Linked DNA regions of Homo sapiens: regions 2 and 3 are each linked to region 1. Evidence: chromatin loops called from intact Hi-C (ENCODE). Cell type or tissue: gastrocnemius medialis. All regions are shown on one strand.

Evidence for each region. Hi-C counts contacts between places; a loop is a spot of excess contacts. Peaks named below come from ENCODE experiments on the same cell type or tissue, not always from the same donor. Only the 100,000 strongest peaks of a DNase experiment are listed, where the experiment ranks them.
Region 2: it touches region 1 in a loop (4-fold over the local background); 13 of 110 quality-filtered maps call a loop at or near these places.
Region 3: a loop joins it to region 1, with 5 times the contacts of the local background. A loop is called at or near these places in 17 of 110 quality-filtered maps.

The regions. Positions count from the first base shown.
Region 1 is chrX:39,905,008-39,913,007 of GRCh38, forward strand. No RefSeq gene overlaps it. Among named protein-coding and RNA genes, the nearest start is that of MIR1587, 71 kb to the left of the region's middle. RefSeq lists enhancers at 853-1,642, 2,470-3,669, 3,078-3,774, 3,148-3,442. In gastrocnemius medialis, no CTCF peak of the experiment used is centred here; DNase peaks (open chromatin) are centred at 3,244 and 3,534; H3K27ac peaks cover 614 bases.
Region 2 is chrX:40,150,204-40,158,203 of GRCh38, forward strand. It overlaps a transcript of BCOR not described here. Among named protein-coding and RNA genes, the nearest start is that of BCOR, 56 kb to the left of the region's middle. RefSeq lists a silencer at 3,583-3,632 and enhancers at 6,411-7,150, 7,151-7,890. In gastrocnemius medialis, a CTCF peak has its summit at 3,850; DNase peaks (open chromatin) are centred at 1,728, 2,845, 4,298, 4,998 and 2 weaker places; H3K4me3 peaks cover 4,246 bases; H3K27ac peaks cover 4,984 bases.
Region 3 is chrX:39,727,438-39,735,437 of GRCh38, forward strand. No RefSeq gene overlaps it. Among named protein-coding and RNA genes, the nearest start is that of MIR3937, 70 kb to the left of the region's middle. RefSeq lists an enhancer at 3,318-3,612. In gastrocnemius medialis, a CTCF peak has its summit at 3,470 (motif pointing right); DNase peaks (open chromatin) are centred at 3,534 and 4,493.

The DNA.
Region 1 (8,000 bases):
TCTCTTTGCCTAACACAGAAGCTTTGGAATGAAGCAGGGAGAGAAAGACGTGAGTGGCGGCGGTGGGGGACCCTTCTCTGAGCTTATTAAGAATCTTTTGTGCGCCATAGAATAAGTCCAGTCTTGTCCGTCCTGCTCCCCCTGCACTTAACTTTTTCAGGCCTGATGAGCTTAAATGCTTCAGTTAGTCCATGAAACCAAAAGCACTCCTTGGCCTTTGACTGTGTCTGGGTTTCTTTTATGTGGCCATCATAATTAGACAGTGGCCCGACCCCGTGGCCGGAGGTGCCTGCTCTGGCACTCCACAGCCCTGTCCTGTCTCTGGAGACTCACACACTGTGCCAGACTGGAAGAACAGTCTGGAAGGAAAGCCCGTTGTCAAACAAATCATCGTTCTGGGAACACAAAGCCGCAGGGACCCTCGGGGTGCTGCTGACACCCGGGCCGGCAGCATCAGAGAGCTGTGTCTCCTGTGTGGCGCTGAAGCCCCAAGTTTGGAGACAGAAAGCTGGCTGGTGGCCAACAGCAGCAGCAGCAGTGGACACCTTATCTAAACAAAGGGAGAGGGCACCAAGCGTGAGGGGAAGGGGTAGGTGGACACTGCGTGGGTGGTTTCGTGTTGCAATTTTTTTTTCTCTTTTGTGGCTGTTGTTTTCTTTTTCATCTATTCAGTTTTGTAGTATTCAACAGCCGGGCGCTTGGCAAAACCTGGCAGCGTTATCCACACGGCCGTTTTCAGTCCAAATGGCTCCTGTCAACTTTTACAGCCCCGCGCTAAAACTCCAGGCACGTCTCTTATTGCCAGCACAGGGTTATTTATTTGCCCGGACTGTCTGGCCTCACATTTTTCACGTGTGTGTTACCCCGGCAGTTGCTTCAACTTCCCTCTGGCCCTTAAAACGCTAGTAAACGCCCAGTCCAATTTAGAGCTGGGAGGTGTTGAGCATTTCATCTTTTCAGGATCCTGCACTGGTTAATGTCATTTTCGTCTCCGTTCAGCTTTTGACCTGAAGGAAGGGGAAGCCTTCTCCACTGTGAAAATTACTCTTTCACTGGAAACCATTGTTACTAATAATAACCTCACCAGGCACACCATCGAATGGTCCGGATGCCCCCTGCCCGCAGGGGTGGGGCACACACATGACTCAGAGGGGACATGGCTGGCCCAGGTCAGCGGGTGAGGGCCACAGCCTTGGCCACTCCACGTCTGGAACCCTGGTCATGTTCTGCAACTGGGCCTTTCATTCTTTTTTAATCCTTTACACAAACAGTGTGTGTGTGAACATGCGCACGCTGGTGTGTCTGTGTGTGTGTGTGTGTGTGTGTGTGTTCACGCGCGAGCTTATGTGTGGCTTTGAAATCATCCAAAAAAGGTTTTTCATGGTTGAGGCTGACCTGGTGCAATGCAGAATATATTATTTCTTTCAGAGCGTGGATAGCAGATCTGCACGTGAAACACAGATCAAACACGGCCCACAGAAACAATGGTAGGAAGCATAACCAGAGTGAATCGATTCCTTGATCCTGCTCTGCCAAAAAATTAAAGAGGAGCACTCCTGGGGTTTTTAACCCAGATAAGACTTCAGCCACAGCCGTATTTCCCATGTTCCTGGATCTCTTGTTCTGGCTCTTATTCTGCGGATAAAATGTGGAATAGAGTAAGCAGTGTCGAGTTCTGCCGGTTCATCTGGCTTTTTAAAAAAAAATTAAATGGCTCTATCTCTTTGCCCTCAACACTTCTGCACACGCACATGTGCACGCACACAGCCTTGTTTTACCTTTTCTCCAGAACTAAACTGGACAGACTTTGCCATTTCTTTCAACAGGACAAGGAGAAGGTAGAAAGGGCCCTCTCAGGCATCAGCCTCTTAAAAGGACAAATTTCTTGAAGCAAAGAAAGTTCTAGTCCCCAGTCTGAGACCCATTCTGTCTCTCCATCCCCAAGTGATGACACAACCCCTTCGTTCTCAAAGATCTGTTTAAATATGTAGGTGGTCTTGCTTGAGTCAACTGGTTTTTATGTCAGCATTGACCTCAGTCCTGAGATCCTAGATTGCCCAGCTGGCAGAGCACTGGAGGGTAGAGCTCGCTGCAAGTGAGGCCAGCCCACCCCCAGCCTTCTGATGGGCCACTGAGGCCACCCCGTTGGGCTGGTCATCTGCAGCCGGTGTCCTCTCCTGACCTCTGCTCTAATCTCAAGGGCACCCTTTATTTAGACACCACAGTCCAGCCTGAGCCTCAAGTCCTCGATTCATTGGCTGGACATGAGCCAGGGACAGCCACAGGCTGGCTCCAGAGGGCTCCCCAAAAGAGGCCACAGAGGCCCCAGGAGGCAGGCTCTGGCCGAGCTGGAACAGAGAACGGAGGTTTAAATTTCCGAGGCCTCAGTTCGAATTCCAGCTCTCTCACTGGCGATGACCTTGATCCGTGGGGTAACTTCCCTGAGCCTGGTGCCTGCATCAATCAAATGGAAGAGGAGAAGACCACGTGAACGTGGAGCAGAGTGAGATGCAAAGATGCTGGCCTTGACGTTTGTAGTGATTAGTGAGGCAGCCACAAGCCAAGGAAGGCCAGCAGCCACCAGAAGCCAGAAGAGGCAAGGAACAGATTTTTCACTGGATTCTCATGAGAAAGTATGGCCCAGTGAAACTGACTTCAGGCTTCTAGCTTCCAGAACCATAAGAGAATATATTCCTACTGTTTTAAGCCACCAAATTGTGGTCATTTGTTATAGGCAGCCATAGGAAGCTAAGACAGAATTTACAAAGGGCCTCCGGGAGACCTCTGTGAAATGGTACTAGATATTGACTTGTATTATCTTAATGGGCCCTGACAACGAGCTTTTAAGGTAGTGGGCAAGGCAAGCCTTGTCAGTGTTTTACTGATTAGGAAATGGAGGCTCTGAGAAATTAAGTGTCTTGTTCGAGGTCACATGTTGTTTGGTGGCAGAGCTGGGACTGGAACAGAGGTGACCCAGAGCCTGGTGCTGGTCCCTTTCCACCACCCGCCATGCCCTGTGCCCACCCTCCCTCCTCTGACCAAGTCTAAGCAAGTGGAAAGGAGGGCTTGGCCTCCAGTGGGAGCTTAGCAAGGCCTCTCAAGGGCCTGGAAGACAAGGGGACCCTTCTCTAGCCCCCTGCCTGGCCCTGGGTGTTTGCATTTGGACATGTGCTGTGGCAGAGGCATCACGGGGGCACTGGATGCTCCATCTGGAGTTACGTCTCTTCTCCTAGAGGAAAGGGAATCCAGGGACATGAATTCTCTCTCAGTGACTCACCTCTGAGCCCTGTCAGGTCTCCCCGGGCCTCAGATTCCTCTGTGGTGACATGGAAATAATAACAGGGCCGCCCCCTCCTTGAGGAGCTGTGGAATTAGAGAATGAGCCTGCACAGAAATGCCCACGGTGAGTCGATTACCCAGTTCCGCTCTCCTCTGGCCCAAGCGGTGGCCCCGAGAGTCCCCTGGAACAGGAGGGCCTCAGGGAAATTTGCCAGGGGCACCACACAGAGAGCACGCCAGGGAGGCGTTGCTCAATCTCTCACCCACGTGGGCCCCAGGGAAAGCCCGCAGCCCAGCCATGACTCCTGAACTGCCCTGAGAGCCTGGGACAGGCTCGCACTGCGCTCACTCATCCTCTCTGTCTCTCTCTCTCTCTCATGCTTTTCCTTTATTTTCTCATGCTTTCCCTCTCTTGTGCCCACACTCCAGAAATATGTTTCCCATCCCCTCATTTCCCTGCATTCTCTGTCCTCCTCCTCCCGTCCTCCTTGCTTGCTGGCTTTCACTTACTCTCTTCTTCTCCCTGGTGCTCTGTTCCCCGCTCTGTGCCCTCTTTCATGCCCCCTGTCCATCACCCCGCCACTCTCTTGCTGTCTCGGCTTACTCTCTCCTGCTTGCCCTCTTGCTGCCTTACTTTCCTCTCTTGCCCTCTCACTCTCTGACTCTTCCGTGCTCTCTGCTGCCCTGGACCCTCCATGGCCCCCACCCCCGCCCTGGGATCAGGCTGAGGCCAGGCTTCCGCTGAGCTTCCCTCCTTGCTTCACCTCTTCCCTGCCGCGCTGCTGCCCTCGCTCTCTCGCTGGCTTCTCCTGCAAGGACTTGCTCCATAAAGCACTCACACGGGACTTCCCCCTCAGGCTCTGCTTCTAGAGAATTCTTTCTTTTTTTTTTTTTTGAGTCGGAGTTTCACTCTTGTTGCCCAGGCTGGAGTGCAGTGGCACGATCTTGGCTCACTGCTGCAACCTACGCCTCCCGGGTTCAAGCGATTCTCCTGCCTCAGCCTCCCAATAACTGGGATTACAGGTGTGTGCCACCACGCCCAGCTAATTTTTGTGTTTTTAGTAGAGCGGGGTTTCACCATGTTGGCCAGGCTGGTCTCCAACTCCTGACCTCAAGTGATCCACCCACCTTGGCCTCCCAAAGTGCTGGGATCACAGTCATGAGCTACCGCACCTTGCCCTGGAGAATTCTTACCTAAGATACCCTGGTAGGTTCTAGAGAAGGAAAATCAGGAAAGATGTGCCTGCCCTGCCTTCCAAGAGCTTCTGGCCTGGGAGGAGAAGCATCCTGAAGGAGAATACAGGGCAATACCCCCTGTCCCAGGTGCTGCAATTGAGGTCTACTCAGCCCACCACAAAGCACCAGGGATTAGGTGATGTGTTGAGTGTGTGGAGGGATAATCGGGGAAGGCTGCATAGAGGAGGTGGCCCAGGTTAATAAGGAAATAGGGGAGGGAAGGGAGATGAAAGGGAAACAGGAAAGAAAAAAAACACAAGGCCATAGTCTCACCCACCAGGGGGCTGCCAACTGCTATATGTGGCTGGAATATGGGATAACAGGGTCGGGGGCACTAGATGAGGCCTGGAAAAGTTGCAGGAATCCATCATCGCAGGCCTCGGGGGGCTCAGCTAAGGGGATCAAACTTACTCCTGAGGGCAATGGTGAGGCATGGAAGATTGTAGAGGGATCTAGGGTTGGTCCTGAAAGGTAACCCTGGCAGCAGAGTAGAAGGCTTTGAGAGAGGCAGCTGGAGGCAGAGATTTAGACAAAGTGAGCTCTCAGGTCCCTTTCAACTTGGAAGCTCTAGAAGTCTCCAGGGGAATTACCGAGGTGGGGCGGTGGCATGGAGAAGAAACCCAGGCCAGGGGTGACCAGCCAAATCTCCTGAACATTGACGATGGGGAGAGATGGCCACCAGCGTCAACAGCAGGCAGCAGGCCTCCCTGTGGGCTGAGCTCAGCACACACTTCCAGCCCTGACGCAGAGCCAGTCCTACTTGGGCCTATCATGTGGCTAGGCCCTGAGGGTCCCAAATGTTCCCCAAGGCTGGCAGACAGGGCAGGAGGACAAACCAGCACAGATTAGACATCAGGGCAATGATGGATGGGAGAGAAGCCGCCTCAGGCCCTGGGGCAGAACCAGGTAGGCACTGGACCTCTGTATTCCTCCGAGGGATATGGGCATTTGGGGCCCCTCCAGCCCTGCCACAGCTTGGCTCTGCATTCCTCTCCCCTCCCCGGCTTGGACATACATGGGGCCGGCAGGGGCGAGGGATGCTCTGTCCACCCACAGTGCCCTGAGAGGCCCAGGCAGGGCTCGAACGCTGACTCCAGCCCCTTCCCACCTAGAGGGAGGCCCGGCTTGTGACCACCCTGAATTTTTCTTGCAGCCTCTTGGCCCAGCCTCGCTGCAAGTCTGTTGACAAGCTGGGAGAGCTGACAGTAAAACGAGCTGAGGCCCAAAGTAGGGAGGCGGCACTGCGAGGAGACACTTCGTCATTAGAATGCAGCACGATTCCGCAAGCCTTTCTCCAGTGCCCGGGCCACTCTTGCCAAGCGCTGTGTGCAGAGCTGCAGGGAACAGGGCAGGACAAGGCGCCCAGAACCAAGAGTCCCGGGAAGACAAGGAGATGCTTGTCGGGGTTCTGGGAACCTGCAGAGGCCGCAGGGCCCAGGGCAGGCCCGGGCTGCGCAAGGAGCTCCAGCTCCCAGGGAGGGGCACTGGGAGTCCGAGACCAGCCCCCCAGCCCTCAGCGCCCCCATCCACTGTCCTTTCTGCCTGACTCCCTCTTCCCTGGCTTTAAAGGATCATTAATTCTTTCTTCTGTCAATCCACAAAGGCAGAGACACCTCCTACTAAATGGGGAGGATGGGGAGGATGGGAGCAGAGCGAGGAGGAAATGGGGGTCTCTATGATGCACCTCTAAGTTATTCTTGCTCCTGCCCTCCGGGAGCTCACAGTCTAATCAGGGAGATAGATATAGTTGCAACCGCCCATGATGCAATCAGATATAAAGGCTAAGTGGCGTCTATACTTAGTAACATGAGAGTTGGGGGAAATTCATCACAGTAGCTAACGCATCCAGCAACAACCTCACCCCAGGTACTGTACTAAGTGGTTGACATGCATTCACTCATTTCCTCCTCATCACAGCTCTGAGGCAGGTGCTAGTGCTAGCCCCATTTGACAGATTAGGAAACTGAGGCACAGAGACGTTGAGTAACTTTCCCAAGGTCACACAGGTGGAACCAAGATTTGTCCCTAGTGGCCTGGCTCCAGAGTCTGTGCCTTTAACCACCAGGCCAGACTAAAGGAATAATGGCATCTCTTTGGTCTTTGCAGCAGCACTGGTGAGTGCTGGAGAGCACGGCGCCCTGGGTCGGGCAGACCCACAGTGGTCGTCATGTGGCCTTGCGCAACTCCTGTGCCCTTTCTAAGCTTCAGTTTCCTCTCCAATAAAATGCGGAGAGCAACAGTATAGCACCTTCCTCCCAGGGCTGCCAGGAGAAGTAAATGAGCAGAGACGTGTGGAGATCTTAGCACAGGGCCTGCGCAGAACAGATGCACGCAGACGTTGCTCCATTTACACGGGCCTTTGAGAGCTGCAAGACCCTTCCACACTCATTCAGTAGACTGGACAGAGAAGCAGCTGGAGAGATGAAGGCTTTGGGAATGGCTTCTGAGGAGGGGCGGTGCTTGTCTCACTAGAATAGCCAGGTCCCCAGAGATCTCTCCCTATTCCCGAATCCTGGCTTGATCTCACTCCCAGACTTCCGAGCCATCACACAAGGGCATTGATCACCACCCCCTGCATCAGGGATAGTCCAAGGCTCAGCAGCCCCCAGCGTTCAGGAACCAACGGCCTCAAGTCAGCTGATATCCAGATGAAGGACCCAGAGAGTGAGGGAGGATAGGCCCTGGAGTTGGGGAGCGGAGAAGCCTCTGTCCCCACCCCATCCTGTTGAGGAGCTACAGAGCCTGCCTGGGATTCACTCCCCACAAGAAAGCCACCCCCACGCCATCGCCCTCTGCACAGATTTGCAGACGGTTCCCTGATGCAACCTAGGGCCCTCTCTGGCTAGCATCCACCAGCCTCAGATGCAACTGGAAGAAAATAATGTGTAAATGAGAGCTGGAACCTGCACTGCAATGGGCGGGCAAAAGCCAGCTCCCTTTTGGGCTTCAGCCCTGGGCTTCTACCCACCTCTGTGACCTTGCAGCTCTGTGACCTTGTGGCTCCGTGACTCTGCAGCTCTGTGACTGCACTGGCTCTTCCTTTAGTGAGCACCCTTGCATACCCCATTTTGCCTGCCTGGAAATATCAGCTTTCAGCCCCATCTCTCCCATGGCACTTTGTCTGATGAATACCCCACCCACCCCATCTCACATACATGCATGTGCGCACGCACGCACACACACACACACACACACACACACACACAAAGGTTAACATTTACTCTCCTCTCCTTACGCCCATGTGTGGGTACCTTTATTGAAAAAGTACCACATGGTGTTGTTACATTTTTTTTCTTTCACCTGTCTCCCAGTTCCAGTTACCTATTGCTGCACTTTAAAAAATCACCCAAAACCTAATGGCTTAAAACTATGACATTTATTTTGCTCACCAACCTGCAATTTCAATGGGGCATGATGGAGACAGCTTCTTTCTCCTCCACTCGGTGTCAGCTGGGGCAGCTGGGAGTCTGGGGTGGGAGCACCCA
Region 2 (8,000 bases), 250 kb after region 1:
GGAGAATAAACATCTTTGAGAGGATTCAGTTTTTTTCCACTACGGAAAGGGAAGAGAAACTGACAGTGGGAAACACACTTAGGTTATCTGATTGGAAAGGCCTGGGGGATTTTAGATGCCAAAAACTGTGTGAACTTGACCTAGTGAAATGTCATCTTAGACACCAAATTATAATAATAATTTTATGGATTCATTTTTATCATAGTTTAAATCAATAAGGATTGAGTTGGAAATCTTGCTCTAGTTATAAATAGATGGAGAGAACACCTCAGGAAAACTCCAAAGTAGTAATTTGGGTAAAAGTTAGAAGCGGAGGAAAGAGGTGGAAAATGACAGTTAATGAGCCTGTGGCCTCCACTCTTTGTTACCTAACAGTTGTCAGAGAACCATCAAAGGGAGGGAACAGGCGCCCTTCTCAGAACCATCACAGGAAAAGCAGACATTCTCTGGCTGCTGCAGATCCCCCCGGTGGTGGTTCCTACACCCAGCCTCCTGGGAGTTTGCCTATGTGTATTTATGTGTTTCCGGGCTGGGGAGTGTAGCTACTTTCACAAGATTGGGCCCTGAGCCTGTGAAACCCACTAGCGAAAGTTCTACCACGAGGAAAAGCCATTCTAAGGCAATGCTGGAGACCAGGAACTGCTCTGCCATCATCAACAATATCTTCATGATTCCTGCACTAGCAAACTGCTTCACATCTTCCCACCTCAACCATGGGGCCGAGCTCTGGGCCTCTTACAGATCCATACAGGCGGGACCTTTTGCAGCTAGCACAGATGTGTGGTTAAGGCATGAGACAGCTGGCCAAGGGGAAAGGAGGCTAAGGCTGGGGATGGCTGGGAAGGACCAAGGCCCAGGAGGGCCTCCTGGTACAAGCATAGAACTGACCCAGCATGGGGGAGTTGTACCTCCAGAACCCACTAAGGGTGGCACTTCCCCCCTGGACCCACCAGGTACTCCAAACCAAGAGGAAAAGCATCCTTGTGGCATGTGGGTGGATTAGGCCCAAGGCGCAGGTGAGCTCTGCTGCAGAAGGAACCTACACACCAAGTCCCAAATGCCCAAGTGCTGACAGGGATTGGGGCAAGCAGGAGGGAGGGGGGATCTTTCTGCCTCCCATCACCTCACCCTTCTGTAATGTTTTCCTGGAATGAACAGAAGTCGCCAGCAGAGTTGTTCCTGGAGCCCCTCCCTCCGGGACTGTCACTACCTCCTGGTGTAAGACAGGGAGGACCATGGCCTTCTGCCGGGAGGATCCTCTGGCTAGTACCCGAGCCTTGGATTCTGGCACGAAGCCTCACAGTTCCGATAAGGCTTTACCTCCCTTCCCACGTCTCGAAGAAAAACACCCCCTGGAACTGCTGGGGTGAACTCGGAGCCTGAGGCCAGGGTCAGCGGGGGGACGGGTCCCCACCACCACCAAGTTGCCGGCAGAGGTAACAGCTGTGGAAGGGGGAGGGGAGCGACAGGCAGCCACGACTGAACGGTTGCGATCTAGAAAATTCAACAAGAGGCCGCAGCGGTGGCGGCGGCGGCGGCTCCAATTAGCTGAGCCAACTGGGGAGGCAGAGAGCGAGACGGCGGCCCCGCCGATCGTGTCCCGGGCGAGCAGGCAGGCGGGGGCGCGGGGCCTCGAGCTGCCCCGGCGGCCCTCGCTCGGCCCCTCCCGTGGGTTCTCGGAGCGCGCCTGGTGTTTACACACTGTCCTTTCGACGTGAGATCAAGTTTCAGGCCGCGCTGGAGGCGCCAGGGGCCGGCCACAGGCCCAGGAGAGGGGAAGAGGTGGAGCGGGATCTAAGGCAGCGCTGCGCCGACGAGAAGGCCTGGCGCTCGTGGGCACAGCTAGTGCAGCGGTCCCCACGGGGTGGGGTGGAGAGAAGTTCACTGGGCACGGTGGGTAGGGGTTGGTGGGGTTGCAGGGGGGTATCCGGAGAGAGAAACACCTCCAAGTCACTAGAGTATTTGTCTTTCGCTCACTCGGGCCGGGGAATTTAGTCCTGCAAGGGGACAGGCGGCGGCGGGGATATGCTCAGAACCCAGGCGCTTCGACAGCCCTGAGCGCCCCTTGTGCGCTCTTCACCCCTCCCCACCCCGTCCCTTTGATATACTACCGGATCTAGGCCATTGTTACGGGGAGGGGTATGTGGGCCGAAGGAACTCGGGGTTGGAGACCTGGAGCTTCCCAGCGCGCCCTGGCCCTGGCGCTGCGGAGGCCTCGGGTGGAGTGCTGGAGGGCTCGCCGCTGCGCATCTCCTCTGAGCTGGCAGCCAGCGGGTGCCCCACGCTGTCAAGCGGCGGCGGGTGAGCTTCCAGCAGCACAGGCACACTGTAAACAGCCGCGTGCACGCCCTCCCCGCCCGGGCTGGGAACCTCACCCAAACACCACGCCGCTTTCTCTCCGGCTACCGGGCGAGGCTTTTGTGGCCAAGCCTAGGGGAAGGGGGTCCCCACCCCACCCCCAGGCCACCCGGGCCCCGGAGCCAGCGTTCTGAATCTGCAGGAGTGCGGGGTGCTGCGGGGAGGGGAGGGAGTCAGCGCCTGCCCCCTCCTCACTGAATGTCTGCTTTGTTCCGGAAAACAAGGGAAGCATTAGGCGGCTGCCCCCGGGGAAACACAAAACTTCTTTTTGAATCTCGGGAAAGGCGGTTGACTGCATTAAGGAGCTCCCGAGACAGAATGAGGAAGGGAAAAGCCGAGAGGGCGGGAGGAGACAGGGAGACTTCCGCGGGAGGCCGATGGTCAAAGTGGGGGGTGAAACCGCTCAGGGTGACCGGGCTGGAGACCCAGGAACCCGATTCGGCGCGAAGGTGCCGCGCGAGTTCCAGCGAGCAGCCTGCCCGGCCAAGTGGCGCCTGCCCAGCCGTCGGCCGTGCCAGCTTCCTGCCCTGCCCAGGACCGCGGAGCAGTCGGGGACGCCGCCGCAGGCTGGCCCGGAATCGCAGGACAGCGGCGGGGGGAGGGGGTAGCCAGGCCGCAAGTAAACTCGCACTAGAGCTTTCTGCACACCTCCGCCCTAGAGAGGGGGCCCGGACCCCCGGTCTGTGAGGCGTCGGCTTTGGCCTTCCAACCTTGGGGTGCGCGAGGAAGCAAAGACCCAGGGGGCACCCCCACCCTCGCCCAAGGCCCGAGGGTGGGGGACAGCTGAAATGTCTTTGGTCTTGTTTGATGACCGCTTGGCGGATCTGCTCCCATCCGGGTTCTGCCGTTCCGAGAGTGCCGGGTCAGTGATACCCAGGCCGGTCTGAGCAGGCATGTGGATGAGCAAAAGCAAATCTGTCGCTCCTCCGACCGCCACCCCTCACTTAACCTTTCCTGCATCCAAGGAAGGGGAGGGCACCCAGACTCTGCCCCACCCCCCGCGGGGCGCTCCCTCTGCCTCGGAAGCTGAGACTAAGAGCGAGGGTTTTCCCCCTTTCCCCTGGGCTCGCTGGGTTTCTAACTTCCTCTAAACCTCCCTCCTCGCTCCGAAAAGCCCCGAGGAGAGGAGCTGAGAGGAAGCACGCCGCTAGTGTGCAAAATGAAGACCATGTGTGAGGACGGCGGCATCAGAGTGCAGCCGCGGGGGTTAGGGGGTGGCAAAGGCCCCCGCGCGGCCGGAGGCTCGGGGCCGCAGCAGCCAGTGCCTCTGCTCTGCGTTGGGGACTCGGAGCCGCAGCGAGAGGCAGTGGAGAGGCAGGGCTGGCCTCGTGGCGGGAGGCGAGGAGGGGGTGCGAGGGCTGCCGCGCCGTGGGGGGCAGGGGGCGGGGACGCAGCCCCGGCTTCCTGGGCCGCAGCTGCGACCGAGGGCGCAAGAGCAGATCGTGCTCTGCGGCGGTGGCGGCTCGGGCCCGCCGCTCTAGCAGCTGAGAATCAACAAAGGGAGGCGGCGGGGGAGGGGCGCCACCGAGCGTTCGCTGGCTGCTCTGGAATAATAAAAAATAATTAATAATGATAATAAGAGAAAAATCCCCCGGCTTTCATGGCTCTGGGTTTCCGTGTGGCTGCAGCGGGAAGCGCGCTGTCCTTGAGGCGGCCTCTCTCGCCTGGCCTGCCCGCCCCTCCCCCTCCTCGCCCCCTCCCCTCCCCAGGAACCGGGAAGAGAAAGGTCTGCAGCTGACAAATATTATCCATTCTCCCCATCGATCGCGGAGTGTACAGATGTGAGCGCTTGATGTGCCCGCGGAGCGGCGGATCCTCCCTGCTCGCTCGCTCTCGCCCAGGCTCCGCTCGCCGTCCCCCTCCTCCCCCTTTGTTCTCCTCCCCTTTCCCTCTCTTTAAATAGATTTCAGGGCGCTGCCTGTTGGAGAGCAGCTGGCGATCTCTCCCGAGAGAGGGAGCGAGCGAAGCCCGAGGTGCCCTGTCACCAGCCTCCCCTCCCCCACCTCGGCTTTTCTCTACGTCCCCCCCACCCCACCTTTCTCCAGTTTCCAAAATAGAAAACACCGGGAACACCCACGTCCACTGCACCGCGAGCCCCTGGGAGCCTTTGGACCCCTCGTGCTGTTCCTTGTGTCTGTGTCTGTGCAGAGGAAGGGCAGTGCAGGGAGGGGACCCAGGGCCGCGGCAGAAGAGCCAAGGGTCCGGATCTTTCCCTGGCAGCAGCAGGGACGCAGCGTGGGTCACGCTAACAGGGTACAGTTTACCCATTAGGGAAAGTCGGCGGAGACGGCCCTGTTATTCCTCTTTTGCAGATGGCAGATTAATCCGGCAGCACCCGGCCTCAAAGGGACCGGCTGCTCGGCAAAGGGTTAACCCGTCGGCCGGTAATCGTGGACACGCGCGCACACACACACACGCACGCGCGCGCGCGTCCTCTCCGCCTGCCCGAGCGCCCGCCGCGGCCCGCAGTGCGCCCGGGGCTGGGGGAGTAGCTGCGGGAGGGGAGGGGGTCGGGGGAGGGGCGGGGCGGGCTTAACCAGGCCGCTCGACTGAGCCGGGGCCACCTCGCCGTCTGTCACTTAAATGATTGTCCTCCGCTCCGCTCAGTGCGGTCAGTACGGGCTGTTAACAGGCAGTTGCAATCAGTTTCCGAAAGGTCAGCCAAGGTCCTCCGGCTCTCGCAGACGGAAGGCATTACGAAACCGCTTTTGTATCTGCAGGCACTTTAGAAAAAGAGGCGAGAAGGGGCGCACCGCAGTGCCGCGGCTGCTGCGACCGGGGGAGAGGGTCGGGGGCTGCGGAGCAGAGGAGTCCGCACCCCCGCGGCCAGGGTCAGGCGGCGTGGATATCACCCGCGGAGTGACCCAGGGCCTCCGGGTTTCGGTGGGGAAGCAGGAAGGGGGTGGGGAGCAGGCGGCAAGGGAAGGAGGAGTGGGAGGAAGTGGGAGAGGCGTCCTGGCTCCTCTCCTCACCCAGCCAACAGCCCACACCCGGACCCAGACGGGAGCGGGCGGCCTTGGACGCGAGGAGACCCCACTCGGACTCTCAGGCCCTCCTGGCGCCTGGAAGTAGGGAGGGGGTGTGGGGGGGGGAAAGACCCTCGCCGAGCGAGCGAGTCCCAGCGCGGTGTCTGAAGACGCTGCTGCCGCCGCCGCTAGAAGTCGTCCATCAGCAACCAGTCCAACCTGCCAGTGATAATGTGCGATCAACACCAAATCACCCCCGCCAGGCGCGATCCATCATCGCAGCGCGCCGCGGGCCCGCGTGAGGCTGACTCGCGGCTGGGGTGGGGAGGGGGGGCGCGCGGAGCAGGAGGCGGTCGCCCAGCACACCCGGACTCTCCGCGCACCTCGCTGCCCCTCCTGGAGGCCTGCACCCAGGCGCTCATAACTCTCCAAGTTCCCCAGCTACAGAGCGAAAACCCAGTGGCTCCGAGTTCTGGGCACAGCTCACTTAGGAATCCGCGCGTCCTCCGCGCCCTGCTGTCGTGGTCACACCCTGCAAAGCCATTCCAGCCTCGGAGCTGCCCTGCCCATCCCCTCCCCCTCCTCCGAGAAACCGTGGCTGGCAGGAAATTAATATTTAATATCGTGAAATTGATTAAAGGGCTGGAAGCCGGCGATGGGTTGGGGGGAAGGGTAGGGACTCCTAGCGTAATTAAAGATCTGAGAGTCGTGGTCGTTCCTTGTCGGCCCTGGCCGCACGTGGCCTTTGTGAAGCCGAGGCGGGGTCGGACTGGGCTGAGCCTGGCGAGCCGGGGTCAGGAGCCCGTGCAGCTTAGGCTCTGGCCCGCGCGGCCGGGTTTTTTCGGGGCGGGGGTAGGGCTGGGGCGGCACAGCAGCGGCAGGGGATGAGGAGGTGACCTTAGGGCACCCGGGGCTGCGCGCAGAGCCACTCTTCCCCTGCCCGCCTGCACCGTGGGCCACTGGAGCCCGAGGGTCGGGTGCTACAACTGCTGTCTTGCTTGTACAGCACAGAAGCGCCTTTACTGACCAGGTGGCCTCGAGGGCGCACCGCCTACCCCCCAGGCCCCCTTTCAGCAGCCTCACTCTGGGCCCCGCTTCGAGGCGCCTCCCCAACCCCTGACAGGAGTCTTCTGAGCCCCCCACGCAGCCCTTCGGGAGGGGAGTCAGGTTCACCTTTCCCCCTGCAACTTGGAAATCCTAGGGCTTAGGCGCCCCGGGGCCCCCCGCCGGTTCTCTCCTGTCCAGGCCCCAGCCTGGTACGCTCACGCCTGGGGCAGCTTAACTCGTTCAGCTGCGCTGCAGATGGGGCCTGCTGCTCGAAGCCGCTGTCTCCAGGGAGTCGTCACCGAACCAGCTCGGCCAGCCGCCTGTCGTGCCGTTTAAGGTTACCGCGCTTCCCGCGAGGGGCATCGGGACTGGACCGGGCAGGAGGTGGGTGCAGCTGAGGCTCCCTGGCCACCCGAGCTAACGCTAGGAGAGGAATTCGGTGTGCAAAAGGTCAGCGGTAACCCATTGGCCCTGGCTACAGTTTAGAAGTCGAATGGTTGGCTTGGTGGTGGGGTGACCCCAGCTCACGGAGGCCTGGCTCCAAAGGGCTGATGTGAACTTTTTCTTGTATCTGATTTTTTAGTGAAGCACTCTGAAAAGTACCAAGTGTGCAGAGGGGAGAAAACACAAAACACATCAAGCTGCGTCCTTGGCCCTAATCAGGGGAGCAGGAAGGCCCTCCAGACTCCAGGCCCTCCAGACTCCAGGCCCGCTGTGGGGAAGGTCAGGACCACAGAGGATTAGGCCCAGTCTTGGGTTTATTGCTGTACTTGAACAAAGTGCCGGGGGCTGCCTAAACTGGAGCAAGAGAGAGGTAATTAAGAGGGCCTGCAGAAGGAAGTAAAGGCTGGTGTGGCTGCTGCCCAGGGTAGGTGGAGGAAGTGTTTTCCATAAGAATAACAAGCCGGTGCAAATGTTATGCAGAAAGACTATTTCACCAAAACAAAACCAAAAAGTTCACATTCTGCCTCTCAAGCTGAGCTGATAAACAACATGCAAACTTTGGTTGGAACCTTGAACCAGTGGGAGGTGTCAACCCAGTTTACAAAGGGTAATGGGGAACCGTTTCTGGGTACTTCTCTGTTTCTACCATTGTGATTCTACCTGCATTAGCTGCTCCCTTTGGGGGCCCTTCTGACCTCCCAACCTGAGCCCAGCGGGAGATCACTCAGAATGCACCGCATTCATCAATGCCATTTCTGGTAAATTGGACCTCAGGTTTTGGAGTGTCCTAGGAGGCAGGCAGCCTACACTGCGCGCATACCGATGTCACAGCAAATGTGAGGAACCGCACATATTCTGTAGCCTTTACTGCCTTTACTAGAGAATACCGTGGATTTCACAACCAGAAGTAGCAGATTTTCCAAGACATTCCTGATTTCAAGTGCTTTGAGCCCTGTGTTTTTACGGGGCATGAAGCCCTACCTGCGGTTACTAATGTCGAATTGCGCACCAGAGGTGTCCCAGGGCTGGAAGAAATGGCTTGGGTGTGGGGCTGGCACCCAGTGGTCCCCGCTGGTCCCCTGTCCACCATGTCTAGCCAGGCGGCCATCCTCCTGGCCGTCCCGATCCCAGCCGGGGCCCGTCCAGGTAGGGCTCCGGGCAGGGGGCCTGTCAGGACGAAGTGGC
Region 3 (8,000 bases), 180 kb before region 1:
TCTTTCACCCTGTGGCCAATTATTTATCAATCTAGGCTCCCGGGTGCTTTTTTGATCAAAAACAGAGCACTCTAGCACAAAATTGTCTAATTCTAAATAGCAAACTGGAATTTGTCGTTGATTGAATTTTATGTGTAAAATTGAGCTAGGATTATAAGTTCTAGAAAATGTTTAAGTGTATCCTGGGATAGCCCACAACTGAATGCACCGTCGGTCTTTTGATGGTTCCAAAGGATGGATAAAACAGATCTGATTTCCTTGTAAATTGTACAAGTTACAGACCAGCAGGCTGACTCTCGCCACAGGCAGCCAAATGTGCCTCCCACCCACACTCGTTCGTGAAACTATAAAGTGGCAGCCAAGGTCTTGTACATCTCATTGCCAGATGACATTCTCGGTGCCCGGGTGGGAATCTGTCCTCTGTCCTCCAACAGATAAACCATGAAAAAATGTGTGCCTATTCATGGGCACTGTCTTCCACCATCCCCCAGCACCTTCTCCTTCCCTCCTAAAGCCATCCCCCTTTGGCCCAAGTTACAAACTAGGGGAGAATAAAAGGGTCAGGACATCTCTCATTCCTTCTCCCAGCCTCAGCTAGGAGGCTTCTGGGTTACATCAGAAATAAAATGAGACTTTAACAGAAACAAGGAAGGCTTCAACTCTTAGATCTCACTCAAATACTGAGGCTAACACCGGAGGTAACAAGGACAGGCATGCCCAGAGTTCAGCCTCCCTCTGGAACCGGGCAGAGTTCTGCAGCCGGGGACTAAGTGTACAGCCCACACAGCAGATCCTTTGGCCCAATGCCATTCTTAGCCTTCTAGAAAACTTCCTGCTTCCTTTATGGAAAACAGGTGTCCATGTCTTCATGCATTAGGCTAGATGCCAGGCAGGAGCCTGGTGTAAGGGGCTCCTGTTATCTATTGCTGCTTAACAAAGTACCCCAACCTTAAAGGTATAAATAACCAGTTTAGCACGTTCCTAGATTCCCTAGGTCAGGAATGCAGACAGAGTCCAGCAGGGGTGGCTTGTCAGTGGTCCCCAATGTCTGGGGCTTTGGCCGGGAAGACTTGGAAGGCGGAAGTGGCTCAATGGCCAGGGGCTGGAATCGTCTGGAGGTTTTCGTGATACAGTTTGGATATTAGTCCCTGTCCAAATCTCATGTTGAATTGTAATCCCCTATGTTGGAGGTGGGGCCTTGTGGGAGGTGTTTGGGTCATGGGGGCAGATCCCTCATGCCTTGGTGCTGTCCTCTTGATAGTGAATGAGTTCTTGCGAGATCTGGTTGTTTAAATACGTGTGGCACCTCTCCCCCAACATCTCTTGCTCCTATTCTGCCATGTGAGACGTCTGCTTCTGCTTTGCCTTCCACCATGAGTGAAAGCTTCCTGAGGCCTCACTAGAAGCCAAGCAAATGCTGGTGCTATGCTTCCTGTACAGCCTACAGAACTGTGAGCCAATCAAACCTCTTTTTATACAAATTACCCAGTCTCGGGTATTTCTTTATAGCAATGCAAGAATGGCCTAACACACTTCATATGTCTGGTGCTTGAGCTGAAATAATTCAAAGCCTGGAACAGTTGGCCAGTGCATCTACAGGTGGCCTCTTCATGTGGATTGGGCTTCCTCCCAGCATGGTAGCCACGAGTCAGACATCTTACATGGCAGCTTGGAGCTCCAAGCATGAATGTTACAGCAAACAAAGCAGAAATTGCATGGCCTTTTATGACCTAGTCTCAGAAGCCACACAGCATCACTCTTTCAGTAGTATTTTGGTTGAAGCAGTTACAACCCACCCCCACCCCCCACCCCGGATTCAAGGGGAAGGACCAGAGAACCTGCCTCTGGATGAGAAAAGTGTCAGAGAATTTCCTGCCATGTTTCAAAACCGTCAAGGGGCTGACTTCTGTACAGTACCCACTTTCACTGTCAGCCAGCCTTGAACACAATATTCTTTTATCAGTAGCAGTGACATTAGGGCAACACTGGGGATGGGGAGGAGAATGGGGAAGTGAAGGGCCATGAGCAAAACTTTGGTTTGTCTTTTTTCAGCATCTGATTCTACTCTCATTTCTTCGAGTCCATCATAGTCCCTCTTTTCCTACCCTCAAAGCCTGAGTGCAGGTGAGGTTAGCCCTTTACGCCACCCCAGGGCTTCTATCCTGAGAAGCAAAGTGCTAGAATAGAAAGCGATAGATAGATTGTCTCTGAGATTATGGCCTGGGTTCTTGGCACAGCAGGATTCTAGGGTGTTTGTTTTTCATTCCTGTCCCAAGAATGCACCTGATAACCTCCCTGGGCCTCTAAAAAAGCACCCATCATTTGTACAGGTCCTTCCAGGTGCTGAGATAGGAAAAAAGAGGGATCCCCAGTCAGGGCTGGAAGGGAAGCTACCTCCCCTCCTCTTGGGGAATTCAACCCTGTCCTTTTTATGATTGAGGGAACCAAAGCTTAGAGGGGCTGTGACTTGCCCAGGGTCACCAGTGTGTCAGCGGCTGAGTTGGAACTGTGCAGAATTCACCCTTCACCCTGGGGCATTTGCACCCTGGGGCACTTTCCACAGTCGACTGACTGCGGGGAGAAGTGGGAGGAGGTTACACTCAGGGCAAAGCCACTAAAGGCCAGCATTCGACCAGCTCAGCCAGCCTCCCTGGGCCTCTTGGCAGCTCTGGGCCTGCAGGGAGGGTCCTACCCACCCCAGCCAACCCTCAGAGGCCCCCCAGGCTGCCAAGGCCACGTCACCGCAGCCTGCGGTCTGCCCAGCTAATGGCAGCTGCTGCGAGGGGAGTGGAGCCGCAGTAATTACAGCATCAAGGAATCACAAATGGATCTGCAAAGATGACATTAGGAGCATTAGACCTGGCACGGCTGCCTCCGGAGAGGTCGCTGGGAGGAGGCTGGGGCTGGGGCCTGGGGATGGGAGACAGACGTGCCTCTGTCTCACCCCACCCCCTTCGTTCCCAACCGGGGCTGCGATGACAATGCCAGGATTCACAAGCCCCTCGCAGAAACCACATCGGCCGCCAGTCTCGTGTGTGTCAGCGAAGATAACAGATGTCTTTCACAGGGAAGTAATTGCTTGAAACACAACTGGACAACCCCCCAGGAGGTTGCATTACAGGAAGGAACCTTGCTTTTGGGGCCGAAGGTGGGGGGGTGGTGACCTGGTAGGCAGTCCCCTCCCCAATTCCCTTGATCCTTTGACATCCTAATGAGTTGTGCTGGCCTTGCCTCTTGCAGTCCGCAGCTCTGTGGAAGGTAATTATTATGTCAAGCCTGGTTGAGGGCGTTGGTGGTGGGGCGGGGCTTCCTGGGTGGAATTTGTGGCTGGAGGAATTCCCCAGAGGCTGGAAGGGGTTAGCAGAGGAAGAATTGGGGGAAGGGCCAGGCCTTGATCAGTTACCATCCTCCAAAGCCTGAGAAATGGGTCTGAAGCGGCAAGGCTGCCTTTGGCCAAAGCTAGCACCAGTAGGTGTCACTGTAGGAAAGGAGGGGCCCCCGGGGCTGTCTGCGGATGGGGCTGGTAAAAATAGAGCTCGCCTGTGTTCCCACTGCCAAGTCGCCAAGCCTGGTGATTTATAAGGCTGGGAGCAGACGTGTGTGTAAATGTTTTTGCGTGCGAGATGTGTAACCAACCGCGGGCTGGCTTTTTCAAACTTACGAGGAGAGAGTGAGGGAGGGAGAGAAGGGGAGCGAGAGAAGGCAGCCAGGGTGGGAAGCACATGGGCCACTTTTATGTAACACTCCTCTGATACACGCCGCAGTGGGGATTTATGCTCTCTTTGAAGTAAATTGCATCCCGGTGCACCATAGCATGAAAGTTAAGATTTACCATGGCTGGGACCTCCGAGACCCTGCTGGAAGCTAGAATAATTAGCACAGCATTTGGCTGCCTCTCCTCCTGCTCTGCGGGCGGTGACAGGAGTGGCACTAATAGATCTTCCAGGCCTGAGCCTCGTGTGTTTGTCATGGGGTCCATGGTGGCTGTGGGCAAGGAGGACCGTGATCAACTGGAGAAATGGAGGTGGGGGGAGGGACTGGGACTGACCTTATTGCAGGGGACAGTGGGACCTGCCCCACCAGGGAGGAGCTGGGTGACAAACCAGCTTGGCCCCACAGGGTTCAGGTGCCCCTCTGTCAGGGGTTGGGCCAGAGTGCGTGCTTCGGTAACCCAGGGAACTCATTTATAAAACAGATTCCAGTGCCAGACTCCCAGCTTGCTGCAGGTGGGAGTCCTGGGGCACTCCGCCAGTTTGGAGGTCCCCTGGATTATATCAACTCTCATATTTAATGTTTTTCAAAAGGCAGTGCCTAGGACTCCCATCCCTCCTGACTTTTCTCCCTCTTCTCCCCTCCTCTTCCTGCAGGCACCTTCCCTGTGTCATTTCTCAGAGGCCGTGCATTTTCATGCTGGAAAAGCTGAGACTTGAACTTGATCAACAAACCCCAGAGTCCCACAGGGAAAGTCCTAACAGCCGCCTGGTCACTCCAGTTCTGCCAAGAAACAGCTGCGTGGTCTTGGACAAGTCCCAGCCCTTCTCCAGGCTTCAGCTTCCACACTGTATCATGATGGGGTTGGATTTTTACAAGATCATCTTGAAGGCCTTCATTAACAGTCCGTGATATACTTGACTCTCCCCCTCCCCTGGACACCCTCATGGAGCTCTAAGGAATCAAAGCATAGAAGTAATGTCCCTCTGGGGTTCCAGGTGCTGCGGTAGTACACCAGTGTTGGGAAGAAGAGCTAGCAGCACCGCTCACTATGAAGATTCTAAGTGCCTACTCAGCAAGGGCTTTCCTGAGGTTGTAATAAGCTCCTGGATCAGTTAACTCTTCCGCAAGGCAGAGCAGCTTTCCAGACCCCACTTCATCATCACAATAAGTAAATGACAGCCTGGGCAACAAAGTGAGACCCCACCTCTACGAAATTAAAAAAAAAAATTAATTAGGCAGGCATGGTGGCATGTGCCTATAGTCCCACTTATTTGGGAAGCTGAAGTGAGAGGCTTGAGCCCAGGTTTTCAAGTCTGCAATGAGCTATGATCGTGCCACTGCACTCCAGCCTAGGCAACAGGGCAAGATCTTATCTCAAAAAAAGAAAGAAGGAAAGAAGGAAAGAAAAGAAAGAAAGAAAGAAGGAAAAGAAAGAAAGAAAGAAAGAAAGAAAGAAAGAAAGAAAGAAAGAAAGAAAGAGAGAAAGAGAGAAAGAGAAAGGGAAAGGAAAAGAAAACAAAAGACTCTCACAACATTCTTTTAAGGTTGCGAATAAAATTGTCCCCATCACACATCTGAGGAAACTGAGGCTTTGGCCCAAGTGAGTCAAAGGAGTGTGATGAAAATATAGATTTTGAAATCAAAATAAGTGCAAATCTCATCTCTGTGGCATGAGCTGAGTGAAATAGGATAAAGGGGAAATTCTCAAGGCCTCGGTTTTGCCATCTGAAAAATGGGCATTGAGTTGAGGGCTAAATGAGATAGTTCATGCAAAAAGGACTCACAAGGCTGTCTCCTTGTAGATGGGGTTAACGAACAGAAGTTCCCAGGCCACTGGCTGCAGGGTGCGTTTGTCTCCCAGGTCTTGCATGGTTCTTGGCAGGGATCAGGCCCAGTAAATATTTGCTGAACTGGATTACACCAATGCCACAACAGAGGCCTCACTGTCAAACCATGCTGGGGAAGTAGCAGATAAAGCTGTGAGGGCCACGGAAGGTTCTCAAAGGGATCAGGGCCAATAGCATAGAAAGAGGAAAAACTGAGTTTAAAAAGCTCATACTGCAGTCTGAAGCCCCATGGAGGCTGGGACCAGACTCAGAAGGGGACAAATGTTCTTGGGTAGATTCTGAAGGACAGATCCCCAAAATGTTCTGAGCAACCTTTCAGATCAGTTTCCCAAGCCTGGCAAATTGGGAAAAATCTGATCAATGAAGTGGAAGCAGCAGCCACAAATGCCACATGAGAGTTCTGAATGAACTGTCTTCCTGTTCCTCTCCCTTGCCCCCACCACACCCTCTACACCCTGAATTCCCATCTGCCATGTAGACATGGGTGTGGGAAGGAGAGATAAAGTGGAGGTTCCCTTTGGTGTAAATCCTGGACCCAGAAAGATAGGGGGATCTCAGAGTTACCTTAATAAATCATCAATCTCTGTCCCTGTTTCAGGTTCTCCAGCCTCAGGTGTCTTCCTGAGCTGAAAGCCAACGTGCATCCCAAACCCTAGAGATGTCCATAAAATCTGCTTTCTGCCCTTTGGAGAGGTCAGGCGTCAGTGAGGAGAACCTCCTCCATGTATGGGGCCTGAGGTTCCTCTGCATAATTACCTTTTGCACCAGGAGGCACCTCCCTTCCTTGAGATCACACCTGGGACACGAGACACAGACTTACAAAGCAGACAGGCCAGCAGAACATCCCAAGGCTCCTGGTCTCTCCTCAAAGATCAGGGATGGATGAGTGGATGGGAGGATGGATGGATGGATGGATGGATGGATGAGTGGATGAGTGGATGGGAGGATGGATGGATGGATGGATGGATGGATGGATGAGTGGATGGGAGGATGGATGGATGGATGGATGGATGGTTGGATGGATGGCTGGATGGATGGGTGAACAAGTGGATGGATGGATGAATGGACAGATGGACTGAGTCCCTCACCCTCTGCTGGATTCTTGCTCCTGTGCCTTATACCTTTTACAGTCAGGGGGTTTTCCCAAGTGTCTCACCTATTTTTCCTAACATTAGCTTTTAAAACATTCCCTTTTTTCTGCCCCTCAAAAGGTGACAAACAGCCAGATAACCTCTGGCTATCTGGAGAAATTGGCATGTTTAGTTAATTGCCGTTTCACATATATGACATCATGGAAAGAGGGAGAGCTTGGACACAGACAGACCCAGGTTTGAAAACCAGACCTAACACCACTAAGCTGTGTGACCTTGTGCAACCTACAAAACCTCTCTGAACCTGTTTTATCATCTGTAAAATGAAAGTCATAATCATGACCTCTCAGGAGTGTTGCAGGAAAGGAAATCATTCTCAAGAAGTGCCTGGCACATGGTAGCTATTTTCTTTTTAAAGGAGGGAGCTAGAGGTGGTAGAAAATAGCCTGGGCTTTGTCGTCTAAGTAAGTCTGGATTGGAACCTGCTTAACCACTCACTGTGTGGCCTTGAGCCAAGGTAGTGAATTCTGAACCTCAATCTCTTCATCTCTCAAAAGGGCTATTAATATGTACCTTTCAGGATTGCCATGAGGAGTAGATCTATTTTACATAAAGCTGCCAGTACATAGTAGGTGCTTAACAAATGGTATCCATGATCATCTCTTAAGAAAGGAGATGGGGAAACTGAGGTACAGAATGACCTGCTCAGATAATGAAAGAGTGATGGAGTCTTGGCTGCCTTCCATGTGGACCATGAGCCATGCCGAGGCACCACACAGAGCAACATTAACCATGCGTAGTCCCCACCCAGCAGCCTTCAAGCTTCTAGGTGATTGAAATTCAACTTGACCTCTGACTAGCTGCAGCACACAGGATGGGAGAGGGCCTGAAAGCTAATTTTGTTCTGTTTCCTGGACTCCCAGTCCAGTGCTCCCCTCAAACCTTCACAAGGTGGCATAGCCAGGTGATTGAATACTGCAAAGCCACACCACCATGCCCTCCAATCTTGATGCTACCACTTGGGGCTATGTGACCACTGGTCCTGGCTTGGCCTCTCTGTGTCTCAGTAATGGGAATGATAAACAGTGCCTATCTCAAAGGTTTGTTGTGCCTGTGAGATGGTGCCGGGCACATACAAAGTCCCCAATCAATGTTAGCTACGATTATTATTAGCTCTTTGCCACATAGAGCTTTGATCTCTCAAAGACCCATTAATCGCTCAGCCCCTTCTTCAAGGGATTAAAAAAAAAAACAGCAAATGAAATTCTACATGAAATCATCGCTGTAATGTTTCTGCTGCCAGGACAAATCATTAGGGTGGAGGTGGGAGGGGGGGACATGGCAGTGA